2 separate regions of the Homo sapiens genome follow, and region 2 is linked to region 1. A link is an interaction called in ENCODE POLR2A ChIA-PET data of the cell type or tissue named here. Cell type or tissue: PC-9. All regions are shown on one strand. Each heading gives the region's core, and the rest is flanking DNA. Links, peaks and the distances in the headings are about the cores only.

The links. Peaks named below come from ENCODE experiments on the same cell type or tissue, not always from the same donor. Only the 100,000 strongest peaks of a DNase experiment are listed, where the experiment ranks them.
Region 2: POLR2A ChIA-PET joins it to region 1 with 6 read pairs; 3 of 35 experiments call an interaction of 5 or more read pairs at or near these places.

The regions. Positions count from the first base shown.
Region 1 is chr3:58,026,372-58,030,764 of GRCh38, reverse strand. All of the region lies in intron 1 of FLNB (filamin B), which reads right to left. Among named protein-coding and RNA genes, the nearest start is that of FLNB, 20 kb to the right of the region's middle. In PC-9, for the core only: no CTCF peak of the experiment used is centred there; no DNase peak of the experiment used is centred there; H3K27ac peaks cover 729 bases.
Region 2 is chr3:57,880,964-57,885,356 of GRCh38, reverse strand. All of the region lies in intron 14 of SLMAP (sarcolemma associated protein), which reads right to left. Among named protein-coding and RNA genes, the nearest start is that of FLNB, 130 kb to the left of the region's middle. In PC-9, for the core only: no CTCF peak of the experiment used is centred there; no DNase peak of the experiment used is centred there; H3K27ac peaks cover 482 bases.

The sequences.
Region 1 (4,393 bases), core at 257-4,256:
GTAGCTGGGACAACAGGCGCCTGCTACCACGCCTAGCTAATTTTTGTATTTTTAGTAGAGATGGGGTTTCACCATACTGGCCAGGCTGATCTGGAACTCCTGGCCTCAAGTGATCTGTCCACCTTGGCATTATGAAGTGCTGGGATTACAGGCATGAGCCACCGTGCCCGGCCCCTCCTAGATTCCTGATAGGAGTCTGGATCCATCCCCTCCAGATAGGACCCATGGGCCTCAAAAGAAGCGACTCCATCCATCCCTGGCTCTGGGAAGGCCTGATTGGTCAGAGTGGAGTTCTCACAGGAACTCTACTATGGTAAACCACAGGAGAACCAGCTTTAGGATGAAAGAAACCAACAGAGCAGAGACCCAAAAAACTTGGGTTCTTGATGACATCATTTAGATGCTGGATCCCTGAAACCCATAACTTGCTCTGCATCTAGGCTTGCTGACATGAGCCAATCATTTTCCTTCTATGTGAGCCAGTTTTCAGTTCCTTGCAGCTGAAAGGATTCTAACTGCCCTACTTCCCTCCTTGAAGTCTATTCTTGCTATCCGATTCACCCCATACACAATGTCTCAGGGCTCATGGTGCCATTTGTCTCAAACTCTGTATCTCTTCTGAGTGTCCTGGTGCCATTAGCATGTTCTAACAAAGCTGAAACCTGATATCTCCTTTGCCTCGCTTACTACCAGCCTAGAGTAATATAAACCTGGCCCTTTCCATTGGGGAAGTGTAAGATTACCCATTAGCACATCCTGACTTCTTCCCATGTCTCAGGCACTTTACAATTTAGCTCGTTAAATCTTCACACCCACTGTTTCAGATAGAAACTATGATTATTCCCAGTTTATAGATGAGAGCAGTGAGGACGGAGGCCTCAGAGAAAGCATGTACACTCAGTCAATTCCAGATTCAATCCCAGAGGTGCCTGACTCCCAAATTCTCATTCTTGGCTGGACGCAGTGGCTCCCCCCTATAATCCCAGCACTTTGGGAGGCCGGGGAGGTCGGGGGGGTTGGGATCATGGGGTCAGTAGTTCGAGACCAGCCTGGCCAACATGGTGAAACCCCATCTTTACTAAAAATACAAAAAATTAGCCAGGCATGGTGGCAGGTGCCTGTATTCCCAGCTACTTGGAGGCTAAGGCAGGAGAATCGCTTGACACCAGGAGGTGAAGACTGCAGTGAGCCGAGATCGAGCCATTGCACTCCAGCCTGGGCGACAGAGCAAGACTCTTGAGACAAAAAAAAAAAAAAAGAATTCTCATTCTTAATCACAACTTCCCTTCTCCCAAAAAACCCAACAGAAGAAAGGGGGCCCTAAGCTACCAGCAGAACAGAAAAATCAGACTGAGCTTCATATCCCATTATCCCAAAGAACACCATTCATTCCCAGAGATTAGCAGTATGAGGCTTTTTAGAGGCCTAATTCTGGTGTATATCTTGCTTTGCAGAGAGTATAGAACATGCTAATCTGAGGGGGGAAATATGAGTGTTGCAAGAGTATTTCAGGCCATTTTGTTATATCTTATCTATTTACAATTGTCACAGACTCCAAGAGAACCTAAAACTCAAATCAGCTTTTAGGAAAAGAGAAAGTTAGTTACCACTACATAAAGGGTTAAGATGGATCATTGTCATAACACCATAAAAACAACAAACAATGACACAAATTTATTTTAAGAGACAAGGTCTCACTCTGTCACTCCGGCTTCAGTGCAGTGACCTGATTATAGTTCACTGCAGCTTGGAATTCCTGGGCTCAAGGGATCCTCCTGCCCCAGCCTCCCAAGTAGCTAGGATTACAGGCACATACCACCATACCCAGCTAATTTATTAAAATGTTTTTGGCCAGGTGCAGTGGCTATCGCCTGTAATCCCAACACTTTGTGAGACTGAGATGGGTGGATCACCTGAGGTCAGGAGTTCAAGACCAGCCTGATCGACATGGTGAAATCCCACCTCCACTAAAAAAAATACAAAATTAGCTGGGTGTGGTGGTACATGCCTGTAATCCCAGCTACTTGGGAGGCTGAGGCAGGAGAATTGCTTGAACCAGGGAGGCGGAGGTTGCAGTGAGCTGAGATCATGCCATTGCACTCTAGCCTGGGCAACAAGAGCGAAACTTTGTCTCAAAAAAAAAAAAAAGAAAAGAAAAAAAAATTTTTTTTGGTAGAGATAAGGTCTCCCATGTTGCCCAGGCTGGTCTCAAACTCCTGGCCACAAGTGATTCTCCAGCCTCAGCCTCCCAAAGTGCTGGGATTACAGGCATGAGCCACTGCACCCAGCCAACACAACTTTAATGTATTTAGAGCTTCTCTAGAATCATTCTGGAATGAAATAGATTTATATTTCATGGGAAATTTAAATTAAAAAAAATTCTAAACAACTCTTATTTGTAGACCCCATGTACACATGACAGAATTTAGTCCTGTGATTTTCCTATTAAACCCCTGCAGCCTGTTCGATCTTCGTTTGTATTCAATATTCTATGACCACCTCCCCACTACTAGACCACAAGCAACCAGAAGTCAGTGAACAAGTCCCAATCCCCTCTATACTCCTAGCCCCTCTACACCCCTGGCACATGGTAATGGCTGCATAAGTATCCAAACAAAGCATCTATACATTACTACTCTGAGCTCTTGGTCACACTCAGGCACTTTGCATCACAAAAAGACGTTATTCTCTTCCCAGTTCTCCTAGTTCTTTCTCAATCCTCCTGAGCAGGTCAAGGAAAAGGCTCAATGTAGTGCTAGGTTACCTTCAACACCTCTCCATCTCTTGCTAATTTCCCTTTTTAACCAAAAGAGAGTATGCCTCATGTTGTGAACAGGCAACAGTGCTGGCTGGAATTTAATAACTGTTTGGGGTTTATTTATGGTTACCTTCCATTTACCTAGTGACGCTGTTTTTCCGTTATTATAGTGACACAAAGTCTCCTTTTCAAATACATTTGTTTTACAAGTGAGTCAACTGCAGGGGAAAATAATATTAAGTGAAAAATGAAATAGAGACAGCCGTGGGATATGGCAAAATAGTAAAGGTGGTTCCTTTACAAATGATTGAAGCTTGGGGGACACAGACCTAGTCTAGTTCTCCCATTTTATAGATGGGGCAAAAGGTTCAGGCGAGGGCCCCAGTGATGGTAGAGGTAGACCTAGGAGTAAGAGCCAGGGTCTGGGCCAGGCGCGGTGGCTCATGCCTGTAATCCCAGCACTTTGGGAGGCCGAGGTGGGCAGATCAATTGAGGCCAGGAATTCAAAGCCAGCCTGGCCAACATGGTGAAACCTCGTTGATACTAAAAATACAAAAGTTAGCTGAGGCCAGGCACGGTGGCTCACACCTGTAATCCTAACACTTTGGGAGGCTGAGGCAGGCGGACCGGGCCACCGCACTCCAACCTGGGTGACAGTGAGCCTCTATCTCAAAAAAAAAAAAAGAATTAGCTGGGCATAGTGGTGCACGCCTGTAATCCCAGCTACTCAGGGGGCTGAGGCAGGAGAATCCCTTGAACCTGGGAGGCGGAGGTTGTGGTGAGCCGAGATCGCGCCACTGCACTCCAGACTGGGTGACAGAGGGAGACCCTGTCTGGAAAAAAAAAAAAGAGCCAGAGTCTAAGTCCGGACATCTGCCTGGGACCTGCAATCTTGCCAAATCCAGCATGTCCTACACCTTTCCCAGAAACAGAAACGGGTCTCCAGAAGGGGAGTGGGTTAACATCAGCTGATCATACTGATAATGCCTAAATGACAGTCACCTTTAGTAGCTGGAGAAACAAAAGCCGTTGTGCAAGTGTTTTAAATTTTTGCCCCATCACATGGAAAAAGTACCCAGGCTGACGAATTTCTTCCCATCATTAAAACATAAAGATCTGCATTAGTCACTCAGTGAAGTAAAACCCACACAAATTCTACCTTTGGGAAAGGTGTTGGGCGTTCCCTGGCTACACCAGAGATGGCCTAAAACTGACATTTGGTAGCGCTGCAGTATTAGAAATCTGGCCCAATTATGAACAGCAGGCAGCTGGTGTCCAAGGAGTAACTGGGGGAAGTACACGGTTCATGCAAGACACAGACAGATTCCTTCTATCCATCAGGGCAAAGACTAATACTCGCCAACTCCTCAAGAGAACCGAAAATACTGGCCCCCAACCTCCCATATCCATTCCTGTCCCAGGAGCCACAGAATTCCCTGTTGGCAGCCTCCTCTGTCACCCTAGCCCAGCGACTTTGATGCTGTTTGTACAGGGCATAACCCAGAAGTCCAGTTTCCAAGCACTAACCACTGTAAAAATATTGTCGCCAGCTCCATGACACCAAGTTGGATAGTGCGGGGGTTTACCACCACACCCAGGGCAGCAAAAATTTTGACAGATGGCAGGCAGCCCCAC
Region 2 (4,393 bases), core at 68-4,067, 150 kb after region 1:
GGCTCACGCCTGTAATCTCAGCACTTTGGGAGGCCAAGGCGGGCATCACCTGAGGTCGGGAGTTCGAGACCAGACTGACCAACATGGAGAAACCTTGTCTCTACTAAAAATACAAATTTAGCCGGGCGTGGTGGTGGGTGCCTATAATCCCAGCTACTCAGGAGGCTGAGGCAGGAGAATTGCTTGAACCTGGGTGGTGGAGGTTGTGGTGAGCCGAGACTGTGCCATTGCACTCCAGCCTGGGCAACAAGAGCGAAACTCCGTTTCAAAAAAAAAAAAAAAAAATTTCTGCTTCTTACCTTTTTCCTATTTCTTCCCTACTCACATTTTTCTGTGTGTGTTTTTTTGTTTGTTTTTTGGTTTGATCTCTGTCTTTGTCAAGAAAGAATTTCCTCAAAAGTCTGATCTTGGCTTTCTCTTCATATTCAAGGGTGAGGCAATAAGAAGCTGACAAAGTCTTACATGCATTTGCAGGGCTTATTACACCCACTGGGCCACACAATGGCAGTTTGTTGGGAGACTTTTATTTTTTTATTTTATTTTTTTTTGAGACAAGGTCTGGCTCTATCACCCAGGCTGGAGTGCAGTGGCGTGATCTCTGCCCACTGCAATCTCCACCTTCTGGGCTCAAGCCATCCTCCCACCTCAGCCTCCCAAGTAGCTGGAACTACAGGTACACACCACCATGCCCGGCTGATTCTTTGCATTTTTTGTAGAGACGTGGTTTCGCCATGTTGCCCAAGCTGGTCTCGAACTCCTGAGCTCAAGCAATCTGCCCACCTTGGCCTCCCAAATTGCTATTTAAGTTATTTAAACACTTTGGGACAGTTTAAATATCAGTATCAATATGTGTTTCTCTTTGTCTGATTGGTTTCTCTGGAGTAGAGCCCTGCAGCTGCCTTTCTGGGGAATATAAGCCTGTTGACGAGCATTCTGATTCAGTACAGAGACTTTCATTTAACTCTCCCACTTTTCCCCAGTGAGATGCTCATACCTACCCCCTCAGACATATCTGAAATACCCCAGTCTACAGACTCTCCATTTCAGCCTCCAGAGAGCAAACCTTCAGTCTTTCTGAATAAAGAAAGAGATACTTGTCTGTCTGCATGGACAAGAATACAAAGTATCAGCCTGGTGTGGTGGCTCACGCCTATAATCCCAGCACATTGGGAGACCGAGGCAGGCAGATCGCTTGAGCCCAGGAGCTCGAAACCAGCCTGGGCAACATGACAAAACCCTGTCTCTACTAAAAATAGAAAAATTAACTGGGTGTGGTGACGTATGCCCTTAGTCTCAACTACTTGGGAGGCTGAGATGGGAGGATCGATACCTGCGAGGTTGTGGCTGCAGTGAGCCAAGATCATGCCACTGTACTACAGCCTAGGCAGCAGAGATCCTGTCTCAAAAAAAAAAAAAAAAGAAAGAAAAGAAAAAAGAAGAAGAAAAATAAGAAAATAGTTCAAATTATTCCTTATATAAACTTTTAATCCTGTTTTTAGCAACCATGCATTCCTGCCCTACCTGACAGGTATTAAGTGCCCCTTAGCCACAGTTTTAACTTGGTTTTCTGAAGTTTCCTTTACCCCATTGCAGGCCTTCAGAAAAGAGAAAGTGGAAACCCATATCTCTTACTACTCAATTGTATGTTTCACATTTTCCAAAATTTTGTTGGCATCTATTATCCACTGTAGTCTTCTCTCCCATTCTCTTGTGCTTGTGACTTATGCTTTTTATAATATTTTACTATGAATGGGTCCATTCACCGTATTTAATCAAGTTTACTGCCTCCCTTTGGAAACACTACTACTTTAACTTCTAGGATATCACTCACTCCTACTTTTATGTGCTTGTTCATTCCTTCCTTCTTAGGCTTTTATTGCCTTTCCCTTTCTCTGATTATAATCTAAATATGTGCATTAGCCTTTAAGATCTCTGTCAGCAACAACAACAACATTTTTTAATGGCTTTAACTACCTTGAGTAATTTCTAAATGTTGATGTTAAGTCTAGCATTCTTTGGCCCCAGGACCCTATTGTCCATTGTCCAACTACTTTCCAAACATCTTCACCCAGAAATACCACTGGGACTTAAATCTCACCATGTCTAAAACTGAAATTATCTTCTCTTCCTTTCTCCTAAATATGTTTGGAATCTCTCCTCACTAAGCCTCTATTCCTATCTCTCTTAAGGTATATTGCAACTATTCATTATGTCTACCTTGCCCAACTTACTATGAATTCCTTGAGGGAATATACTCATTCTTTCAAATATTTACTATGCACCAGGCACTCACTGTGGATTACCAAGATAAATGAGAGAAATATAGGAATTTAGGGTCTGGTGAAAGTAGAGAAGTTTTTTTTTTTAATAATTTAATTCCCAACACACTTCTGACACATAATAGTTGTTTGCAAATGCCTGTTACATGAACACAGCAGATAATAAAATAGTATAAACACAAATAGCTTTGAAAGCTATTCTAGTCTTTCTCTAGTATGTTGAAGATCTACATACTGACATGTTTAAAAATTATAAACACATATCAGAAGATTGTAATTTATTGCTCCAAACTCTCTCACCCTTAGAAAAAAATCTGAAGTTCCTATCATGGCCTACAAGGTCCCTTGAGATCTATCCCAGGGGTCAGTCAACTATACCCCCACAGGGCCAAATCCAACCTGCTGCCTGTTTAGCAAATAAAGTTTTATGAGAACACAGCCAGGTCCATTCATTTGCATATTGTCCATGGCTAATTTCCCTTATAATGGCAGAACTGAGTAGCTGCCAAGAGACCTTACAGCCTGCAAAGACTAAAATATTTACTATCTGGCCTTTTATTTTAAAAAGGTGTTTAAGTTCTTCTAAAACTCCAATCTCAGTCTTAGGGTTTCATATGGTTTTTATTTCACACACTTTCTCCAGACACACATACAACTCAGCTTAGTCCCATATCTGTTCAGCCACATTACTACCTTTATTGTTCCCTATCCCCTTACAGTCTTTGTTTTCTTCAGTGGACTCATCACTTCCTAACATATTAATTTTTTGGTTTATTATTTTTTGTCTCCTCAAGAGCTTGTAAACTCCATGAAGGCAAAGCCTTCTTTGTCTTACTCACTTCTAATAACCCCAACAGTTAAAATAATGCCTGGTACATACATGTTTAATTAATCTTTGTAGAATGAATCAATTGAGCATCTATGTTTAAAGGGATCAAAAGAAAAAATTATTTGAGTGTTTCCTCATCCTAAAAAAAGGATTAAATAATATATATAAAAAGTTTGAACAGTACTGGTTTATAAGTACTAAATAATGATTAGCTGCATTTATTTATTTATTTATTTATTTAAGATATGGCATCTTGCTACATTGACCAGGCTGGAGTACTGTGGCTTTTCACAGCATGATCACTGTGAACTGCAGCCTCTAACTCCCGGGCTCAAGCGATCCTCTGGCCTCAGCCTCCCAGTTGGTTGAGACTACAGGCATTAATCACTGCTCCTGGCTAATTAGCTGCTATTATCACCATTGAAATTATTTAAAGTTATATTTTCAAATCTTGTGAATCACTAGAGGCCTGTAAATAAAGAAAAAATATATTTTGGCCGGGTGCAGCAGCTCATGCCTGTAATCCCAGCACTTTGGGAGGCCGAGGTGGGCGCATCACGAGGTCAAGATCGAGACCATCCTGGCCAACACTGTGAAACCCTGTCTCTACTAAAAATACAAAAATTAGCCGGGCATAGTGGCACGTGCCTGTAGTCCCAGCTACTCGGGAGGCTGAGGCAGGAGAATCGCTTGAACCCAGGAGGTGGAGGTTGCAGTGAGCCGAGATCGCACCACTGCGCTCCAGCCTGGCGAACAGAGCAAGACTCCGTCTCAAAAAATAATAATAAATAAAAAATCTAGTTTAAAACAGTCTGTAACCACTGAGTCTCCAACTTGGTGTAGAGACCTCAATGCTTTGGGAGTCACAAGTGTAATACATACAATCGAGGTGAGATCAGAGATCTCTGCCTCTCACTTTACCCCTTCAGAGACTCAAGAAAGAATTTTCCTGTCATGATAACTGCAGGTCTTCAAAGACCTATCTAACTTGGTACAACTCAAAGAGCGATAGAGTAGAAGGCTTTCTTTCTTCTTTTTTAAAACTTTTTTTTTTTGAGATGGAGTCTCGCTCTGTCATCCAGGCTGGAGTACAGTGGCATTATCTCAGCTCACTGCAACCTCTGTCTCCTGGGTTCAAGTGATTCTCCTGCCTCAGCCTCCTGAGTAGCTGGGATTACAGGCGCGCGCCACCATGCCTGGCTAATTTTTGTATTTTTAGTAGACATGGGGTTTCATTCACCATGTTGCTCAGGCTGGTCTTGAACTCTTGACCTCGTTATCTGCC